Linked DNA regions of Homo sapiens: region 1 is linked to region 2. Evidence: read pairs that join two places in POLR2A ChIA-PET (ENCODE). Cell type or tissue: MCF 10A. All regions are shown on one strand. Links, peaks and the distances in the headings refer to the core of each region. The heading gives the core; the rest is flanking DNA.

The links. ChIA-PET counts read pairs that join two places held together with the same protein. Peaks named below come from ENCODE experiments on the same cell type or tissue, not always from the same donor. Only the 100,000 strongest peaks of a DNase experiment are listed, where the experiment ranks them.
Region 1: POLR2A ChIA-PET joins it to region 2 with 11 read pairs; 2 of 35 experiments call an interaction of 5 or more read pairs at or near these places.

What each region holds. Positions count from the first base shown.
Region 1 is chr10:122,466,759-122,471,650 of GRCh38, reverse strand. The region is part of intron 1 of HTRA1 (HtrA serine peptidase 1); the gene reads right to left. Among named protein-coding and RNA genes, the nearest start is that of HTRA1, 7.7 kb to the right of the region's middle. In MCF 10A, for the core only: no CTCF peak of the experiment used is centred there; a DNase peak (open chromatin) is centred at 2,370.
Region 2 is chr10:122,305,621-122,310,512 of GRCh38, reverse strand. BTBD16 (BTB domain containing 16) reads right to left here. Exons shown (of 16, transcript NM_144587.5): 10 at 3,205-3,324. Among named protein-coding and RNA genes, the nearest start is that of BTBD16, 37 kb to the right of the region's middle. RefSeq lists an enhancer at 2,505-2,574. In MCF 10A, for the core only: no CTCF peak of the experiment used is centred there; a DNase peak (open chromatin) is centred at 2,342.

The DNA of each region.
Region 1 (4,892 bases), core at 539-4,538, 160 kb before region 2:
GAAGTGAAGGGTTGAGCTCTAGGACCTGCCAGGACCCTTCACCCTCAGGTTTCATACTCTGGGATTCTGTCTTCTCTACAAGTCAGTTGGTGGCTTTGGGAAGCCACCAGTGTCTTTACAGGTAAAGTGGTGTCCTTCATCCACAAGATGCATGCAAACAGGGAGTTGATGTGGTCAGAGATGGGTGTGAAAGGTCGGAGCAGAATGATATTTTTCAGAGGACAGAAGGACTATATGTTTGGCCAATGATGAGAATTCCATGGGAACAGACTGTAAATGACAAGTGTCACAGAATCCCACAGACAGAACGATATCCAGGCACATGGTCCTTCCCAGATGCTCTCAAATCCTCACTCTTCCTCCTGTGCGTCTTCTGCTATTATCAGACTTTTCCTACTGGGTTTCATCCAGTGGGGCTAAACCACACTGGGCTATATTTTTCAGAGCCACAAATGCTGGTGGAGAAAGGTCAGACTGGGATCTGAAGAACCTCAGCTCAGGCCATTTCCTGACCAGCAAACATTAAACAGAAAGTCGGCCTGAGAAGAACACAGGATGCAGGCCACCCCAGGAGGAGCGTGTGCTCTCCACGGTGCAGGCAGAGACGGCTGTTTGCTTGGTATAATGATTGGGATGCTGATGTTCTGGACCAACGCATCTGCCCTTGGACATGATGGTAGTGAACCCTGCATTTGGCCTTCCTGAAACAGAGGGTCAAGTTCAGTCACTTTGGCCAAGAGCTATCATGTCTCAGTAGGACAAGAGAACATGCCCAGAGGAGACCCATGCTTTGACACCCAGGAGGCATTTTACTATTTCCATCCTTCTGGCTTCACTATTCTTGGTGTTGGCTCTATCAGGAGTCCTGGAAGAGTCTGGAATTGCCAACTAGAGGTCCTAATCTCTTACAGCTTCAATGCTTTAGGACTCCTAAAGCACTGAAGCTTTAGGAGTTGACAAAGCTCCTTCATATTCCTTGTATCATTGGACTTCAGTGCTTTAGGATTCCTAGCACTGAAGCATTGGGAGTTGATAAAACTCCTTCATATTCCTTATATCACTGGACTTCAATGCTTTAGGATTCCTAGCATTGAAGCTTTAGGAGTTGACAAAGCTCCTTCATATTCCTTATATCATTGGACTTTAATGCTTTAGGATTCCTAGCACTGAAGCATTAGGAATTGACAAAACTCCTTCATATTCCTTATATCTTTGGATTTCAATGCTTTAGGATTCCTAGCACTGAAGCTTTAGGAGTTGACGAAGCTCCTCCATACCCCTTATGCCACTGGACTTTCACAGTATCCTGCTGATGTCTCCTAGGCAGCATCATTGTCCCCCTGTTGTAGATGAGGAAACTGAGGCAGAAGGGAGTCATCCCAAAGGCCCAAATGGGGCTAGGACCCAGGTTTTCTAACTCTAGTGGTTCATCATGGAGACCGCAATTCAGTGTTTCAGAATAGACTCAGGAGACGTCAACACTTCTCTTTCAGGAATTGATAGATCAGTAGGCAGAAAATCAGGAAGGATACAGTTGACCTGAACCGCACTATCAATCCACTAGACCTAAGTGACATTTATAGAACACTCCATTCAACAATGACAGAACACACATTCCTCTCAAGCACACAGGGAACACTCACCAAGACAGACCACATTCTAGACCAGAAAATACACCCTAACAAACGTAATAGAATAGAAATCATACAAAATATATTCTCAGCCCACAATAGAATTAAACTAGAAATTAATAACAGAAAGATAGCTGGAAACACCCACCAAATATTTGATGAATAAACAAAACATTTCTAAATAACACTTGACTTAAAGAAATCTGAAGAATAGTTTGGGAGTGAAACAGACATGGGCTCAAATCCTGGCTCTGCCTCCTTGCACTGGCTGGCCTTGGACAAGTTACAGCTAACCTCTAGGAGCCTCTTCTGTGGCCTCAGCTAGGAAGCAAGGATAATGCCCTGCCTCTCTGGGTGGCTACAAGGTAAGAACAAAGCAAGGCCCATAACACAATGAGCACAGTGCCCAGCTCCCACAGAGCACCCAGTGGCAGTGGCTCTTTGGGTCACTGTTCTGTTTGATGACATTTCCCACTGCCCTAACTGTCCTGGAGAATACAATATTCCTGTATAGCTCACTCTGTGCCACAGAAAAGCAGATGTGACCGCTGAACATTGAGGCTTCCCTCCCCTATGTCTAGCTGGCAAGATTGCCCATCTGCCTGGGCAATCCCAACTGTGTCCATCCGTCTCCATCAAGTGGTGACTGCACTTAGAAAACTGGCACCAAAGAGACAGCTCTTCTTAGTCACAGGATATGAGATGACTCATGTGTTGGAAGATCGGGTAAAATCTTGCCCAAGACTATGTGAGAAGGAATTCTACGGCGAATCTCATCAAACTTTGAGAAAAAAAAACAGCTCATCACAGAGATAGGCCTACCATCTTTATTGCACAACTAATGAAAAAGATGTTCCTGAGGTTTGAAAATATTGCACAAGCCTCTGACTCATTAGGACTGAGGTTGTTCAATTTGGAAATTATCAGAAACTCCAGCCACAACAATATGCCCTCGGAGACTTTTGTGTGCACAAGGAGACATAATTATCCTGTGGCGAGGGACCAGCTGCTGTCACGGGATGCTGCGGAGGATTGTTTTTATGAAACGTGCTTATTCGACAATTTGTCCTGGAATCTAAAATAATAGGGTATCCATGGACTCCCAAATTTGCCTTTTTTTCCTTCCTTAAGATGTGACAAATCTTTCCTTGTGAGGAATTCCCAGTGCATAGAAACCAAACCAAGCATCATTCAAGAAGGTGCCAGGGCTTCTATAAACTGCCATCTCCTGGGTGTCACAAGCTCCAGGGAGAGTTAACGAGATGACATCTGTAAAATCCCAGGCAGTCCAGACATGCAGCTCTTAATTCAAGAGAAGCCACACACTGGTCACATGATATAGGCAACAACTGGGACCTCAAAGGGTGACAGGCAAAGTGACTTTGGATACCTCTGCCCAGAGAACCTTTTCCAACATATTAGATGGCAAATTCCGAGTCAGCTCCCGGACAGAAGTCTCACATCACCCTCCTTCTCTGTGAAGATTTCCTAACCCACCCACCCACCTCATCCCCAGGGAGACAAGAGTGTCCCAGCACTCCTCCCACACAGCTGACTCCTTTGTCAGTGCCTTGAAGATGATGATGATGATGATGATGATGATGATGATGATGATGACAATGACAACACGCTAATATTGCCTGAGTTCTAGCAATGCATCAGGCACAGTGCTTTGCGTTTCATATAAGGAGGTCCTTCCATTCTGCAATGCCCTAAGAGCTACGTATGTATCTGCTATTACTTCTCTTATCTTACTGATGGGGAAACTGAGACTTAGAGATGAAGTCACCCAAGAAACACCACACATCCAGAAAATGGCAATCCGACTTCAGAAGCCCAGCCCTTAAGCTGAGCATCATACTATCTACCACGAGTACCTTGAGATCAGGGGCCACCAGCCCTTACCTCTGAGTCCCCATACCTGATACACTTCTGAGCACACAGTAGGTGTTAAATAAATGCTCTGAATGAATTTAGAAATGGAACTCTCAGCACTGACTCCAAAAACTGAACTCTGCATCTTTCCGGCAGTGATGGACATGCCTCTTCGCAGCCACTTACTTCTGTCCTGAGGCGTGTTGTCCTGGCTAATGTCCCCCTGTGGTTCTAGGCACACGTCACCAAGTAGTGCTGAATCACTGTAACTTCCATGCCACTTCCAGGAGCCTTTTGGAAACACATTCAGAATGGCTACACTTCTCGGTTTCTCTATTAATAGGATTTTTCTCTTTCTTCTTTTTTTTTTAACGGCAGAGAAGGTGGAGAAGGAAAAGATGAAATGACACAAGGGTATCTCACTTCAGATGACCCAAAGGCCTTGGAGCCCCAGGGAAGGAGCAAGGGGTATGAGTCTCGTGGAAGCTCATCTCTTGGAGATGAACATGTCACCCCTGTGGTCTCCCGGGGACTTCAGCAGCCAGTACAAAGCTGAAACACAAAGCAACCAGGCTCAAGATGGATCACATCTATTCGATGCCAGCCTTGGCTTTAACCATCAATAATTTAGGAAAAAGAAGTAGCTCATAAGGAAGCCTCCCCAGGCTTTAAATTAGGAATGAGGTGACCACAACCTCCTCAAAGACTTGTTTTCTTAGAAAAATCCCAGACCATTCTAGTTAAAAGGAGCCTCAGAGATCAACTGGCCCAATCCCCTCACTGCCGAGGCTCCGAGAGGTCGAGGGAGCTGTTACCTGGTCAGGTAACACCCCAGGAAGGGCCAGAGCCGCTTGCCCTCAGCCCCTCCGCCCCAGTTGGCCTTCCAAGGAACCCTCACCCACTGCCAAGCTTACTTCTTCTTCAAATTAAGCCTGACCAGAGCTATTTATTCACTTGAAATATAAGCTCATGGAAAGTCTGATTTCTGAATCCAAGGCATGAAACTCATCCAGGATCACACAGCTCCAAACGGAGAATCCAGCCCCAAAGCGGAGGCCATCAGGCTTCTGACCACAGTTAGCTCATGGTGCCCGCCACCATCACTTACTCAATGCAGTTATTTTAAGTTCCAATGCAACCCATTTACAGCTCTCTCAGTGGAATGAAGTAACTCAAACACTTGGTTTTTGAGCTTGTTAACTTCCTAATTTTATGAAGCCTTAATATTTTAACTCTTTAGCAAAACCAACAGAGCAATAAAAGAAGGCAGCCGACCAGAGCAGGCAGAGACTCATAAACTGCTCAAAAGACCTCCAAGTTTCCAAGTTTCAGGTGACTAAAAGCTGGAGACTCACAAATGTTTCCACCCACCCTGCCCTAAGATGA
Region 2 (4,892 bases), core at 336-4,335:
GCAATGCTGGCCCAGGCTGTCCGTGACTCCCTGCAGTCTCCCTCCACCTCCACAGGGAGCAGAGGTACCTCGGGGCAGCTGGAGCCCTCCGGCCACCAGCCCTGCTAGGCCAGCAGCTACAAAGCCTCCGCACTGTTGCTGGTCAGCCCTGGGGATCCTCGGCAGGGGATGGCAAACATGGACCCAGGGCGCCACCAAGCCTGGCTCCTGCAGCCAGGATAGACACCGCTAATCTACTGCGACATTCTTCTTCTCAGAGCCTACAGAAAAGCTGAGAATCCTTCTTGGGCTGGTGCACTCAACGGGCACCACCCATCAATAGAAACGGAAATGTGTCTGCTATCTCAATGTTGTCAAGTTGCCACATGCATGACATTCTCTGAATTTTCCATCAGCATTTAAGACCCACTTCTGTGAGAAGAACTGAGCTACATAAAAATGGACCCAGCACGGTGGCTCACGCCTGCAATCCCAGTGCTTTGGGAGGCCGAGGTGGGAGGATCACTTGAGGGCAGGAGTTTGAGACCAGCCTGGCCAGCATGATGAAACCCCACCCCTACTAAAAATACAAAAATTAGCTGGGCGTGGTGGCACGTGCCTGTAGTCCCAGCTACTTGGGAGGCTGAGGCACTAGAATTGCTTGAACCCAGGAGGCAGAGGTTGCAGCAAGCCGAGATCGTGCCATTGCACTCCAGCCTGGGCAACAAGTGAGACACTGCCTCAAAAAAAAAAAAAAAATGTACTCAGCACAGTGGCTCATGCTTGTAATCCCAGTGCTTTGGGAGGCCAAGTGGGAGGATCACTTGAGACCAGGAGTTTGAGATCAGCCTGGGCAACAGAGTGGCCCTGTTTCTACAAATAATAATTTTAGGCTGGGCGCAGTGGCTCACGCCTGTAATGCCAGCACTTTGGGAGGCCGAGGCGGGTGGATCGCGAGGTCAAGAGATCGAGACCATTCTGGCCAACATGTTGAAACCCCATCTCTATTAAAAGTACAAAAATTAGCTGGGTGTGGTGGCGCTTGCCTGTAGTCCCAGCTACTCAGGAGGCTGAGGCAGGAGAATTGCTTGAACCTGGGAGGCGGAGGTTGAAGTGAGCTGAGATGGCGCTACTGCACTCCAGCCTGGCGACAGAGCGAGACTCTTTCTCAAAAAAAAAAACAAAAACAAAAACCAAAAAACAAACAAACAAAAAATAATAATAGTAATAATTTTAAAAATTAGCCAGATGTGGCTACATGCTCTTGTAGTCCCACCTACTCAGGAGGCTGAGGCGAGAGGATCACTTGAACCTAGGAGTTTGAGGCTGCAGTGAGCTATGATCACGCCACTGTACTCCAACCTGGATGACAGAGCAAGACCCTGTCTCAAAAAAAGAGAAAAAAAAGTCTGACAGAGACTCACAGTCCAGCAAGGTGCCAGGCAAGTTGGGGCAAGAGAAAGGATCATAAGCCCTTTGTTGAAGCTGCTTATGATGTCCCTGGGAGGGGCAGGACATATACATGAACTGAGGGGTTCAGCAGGGGCTGGGCAGAGCAGCTCTGGTGGGTGGCCCCCATCACGGATGGACAGAGAGGAGGCAGAGCAGGCAGGGACTGGGGGAAGCAGGAGCACCCAGAGCAGACCCCCAGGTGAAGGAGCCCGGGGCTCAGGAGATGCATTTGGGAGATGGAGGCCAATGACAAAGACACAACTGCGAGGTGCTACCACCCTGGAGCAGCTGAGCTGGGCAGGAGAAGAACCATCCACAGTGCTAAAAGTGGGCCACAAGGTCCTCCATGATGACAGAGTGGGCCTGGACAGTGTGCAGGGGAGAGCATCCAAGCCCTACACTTTCCCATCTTTTCTCCCAGTCTGACCCAAAGCTCGCTGGAGAAAGGAGAGGGCCAAGCAGGGAAGGAGGGAGGTTGGGGAAGGGACACAGCAGGCTCTGGCTGTCTGGAGCCACCCCCACTCTACATTGAGAGGACTCTGGCCCCTGTTGAAAGATTTGTCATCACTGCTTAGGTCGGGGCAATGACATGACTTGGAAAGAAGCAAATGGTTTCCAACGAAGAAAATTATACAGGATCAGGGGGCTTGGGGAAATGCATGGCGATGTGAGGTCTGGGACAAATCAACGTAGATTCGAAAAGAAAATGGAAAAGCTGTGGTGGTGAGAAACACCCCTGTGCCTGCCACTCCAGGGAAGAGCTGTGGCGTCTCTGGCTCAGGAGTGCAAGCAAAGGCCTTGGAAACAGCAACTTTGGCAGGGGGCCCACACCTTAACTCCCTTCTCCTCACTTGCTTCTTCCATATTAAAAACACAGCTCTAATGAATCACCACATTCTAGCTCTTTTTCCTATCTCCCAGTGCTAAGACGTTTCCAGTAGGAGAGCTGACCTGGAGCCAAACAGCAATTCCTCCTGGTGTGCATGACTCATTGGAAAAAGTGTCTCATAGGCTATTAAAAGAGTGGGGGAGGGCGGGTAAAACATTTGGGTTCAAAGCAAATTATATGGAAACTAAACACAGTACATATAATTCCGACACTGAATGCTGCTTTCCTCAAATAACAAGACAGAGAAAGAAGTGGGCTCTTTACTTAACGCAGCGCACAGATGTTCTGTTCCAGAAATGAATTACGTGCTTCAAAACAATGCAAATGAAACTTGGCTTAAACAGGTCACTACGTGAAGACGTGTTTATCTGCTAAACTCACACATGCAAAAGAAATGAAGCATCTTTACTTCCACTTCCTTAAACTCGCCTCGTCATGCTTGGAAGCCCTCATTCCTGAGGCTGTGGGGACCAGAAACACAAACCTAACAAGGTAATACCACCAGTTACTTCCACAGAAAAAGTGAGTTTTATTCAACCTAAGAAAGCTGATTTTTTTTTTTAATGAAGTTTTAAAGGCCAGGGTAGTGTGGTCATTTTCCTGAAGAGAGGAGTACCTTTTGCCTCATGCCTGTTACTGGACACAGCAAGTTCCCAGAAGCACCTGATTATCTCATAGTACAACACCTACATGTTGTTTACTTTTCCAGGTAATTTGGTGGTTTGAAAGCATCCTATAATCTTAGGCCCTATTAAAAAAACAGTGCCCTCTGAATGATGCTATGAAAAATTATATCACTGATGGTTTTCCCCCGTGATATTATGAGCAGTGTTTGTACATTTCAGTATTTGTGTATTTCATCAATCAACACTAAGTTATATTACCTCTTAAAAAATGTCATCACGGTTTCATAAGTCGGAATTGCCTGAATCTTGTAGTTCAGTTGCAAGAAGACCCACAAAAGCATTGTTTTCAGAAGATGGAATTCACTAAAGGTAAATAACCTGGCCAAAATAAAAAGATTGAGAAGAAATTTCAGAAATAGCACAAAATCACGCTGCTTGTAAGAAGCTGGTTAGAATGAGTTTGGGAATGAGGTGACACCACATTTGAGTCTGAAGGTAGCCTCAGACATCAAGCAGGTAAACAGCTTACTCAAGGCCACTCAACTGGGAAATGGCAGAGCTAGGATTTGAATCTCAGCAGCCTGACACTAGGGCCTGTGTTTTCACCCACCCTCTGTGCCCCGCAAAACAATGATCGTCATTTAATGAGCTCTTACTATGTGCCAGGTGTTCCCAAGATGTTTTCTGTAGATTTTTTCATTTAATTCCACACAACCATCCTGCAAAGTTAGGATATAGTCCTTACTTTTATAGATGTAGAAATTGAGATTAACCCTACATTTATTTAAAATTTTAGTGTTTTGTTCATCATGGCATTTTTTGGCATCAATTTTAATTCTAATATATTACACTAAAATAGACTGCATCTCGATGACTAAGTTTTTTCATGCTCCCTTAAATTTCGCACCAAGGTGCCTCACTCACTTCACCTTAGCTCTGGCCATGATTGAGGGCTGAAACCTGAATAACTTATCCAAGGTCACACAATTCTGGGCTCAGACCTGGGTATAGGGCAGGTTAGAATCTCAGTTCCTCACCAGACTGGCTGTGGAACCTCCTGTGAGTTGCTTAACTGCCCCGCAGCTGCAATGTCCTCATCTGTGAAAGTGTGATCACAGCAGCTGCTCAGAGGAGAGTGGTACAGAGTGGATGAGGTGAGTGGATGAGTTTCCTATCGCTCCAATAACAAATTGTCACAAACCAAGTGGTTCGAAACAACACGAATTTATTTTCTCATCATTCTGGAGGTCAGAAGTACCAAACAAGGTAAGATCAAGTTGTCAGCAGAGCTGTGTTCCTTCTAGAGGCTCAAGGGAGAATTGTTTCCTTGCCTTTTCCAGCACCTAGAAGCCACCCACATTCCTTTGCTTATGGCCCTTTTCTCAGTCTTCAAGTCAGCAGTTCAGCATCTTCAAATCTCTCTATGGTTCTGACTCTTTGGCTTCCCTCTTCACATTTACAAGGTCCTTGTGATCACCATGGGCCCACCCAGGTCATCTAGAATAAGCTCCTCATTTTAAAGCCCGCGGACACTATTCACAATAGCAAAGACATGGAATCAACCTAGGTGCCCATCAGTGGTGGACTGGGTAAAGAAACCATGGTACATATACACCATAAAATACTATACAGCCATGAAAAAGAGTGAAGGCATGTCATTTGCAGCAACATGGGTAGAGCTGGAGGCCATTATCCTAAGCAAATTGACACAGGAATAGAAAACTAAATACTGCATGTTCTCACTTGTCAGTGGGAGCTTAAACATTGAGTACACATGGACACCATTAAGGGAACAATAGACACAGGGCCTACCTGATGGTGGTGGGTAGGAAGAGGGCGAGGATTGAAAAACTATGTATAGGGTTGTACTGTTCTGTTGTTGAATTGCTACAAAGAAATATCTGAGACTGGGTAATTTGTAAAGAAAAGAGGTTTACTTGACTCAC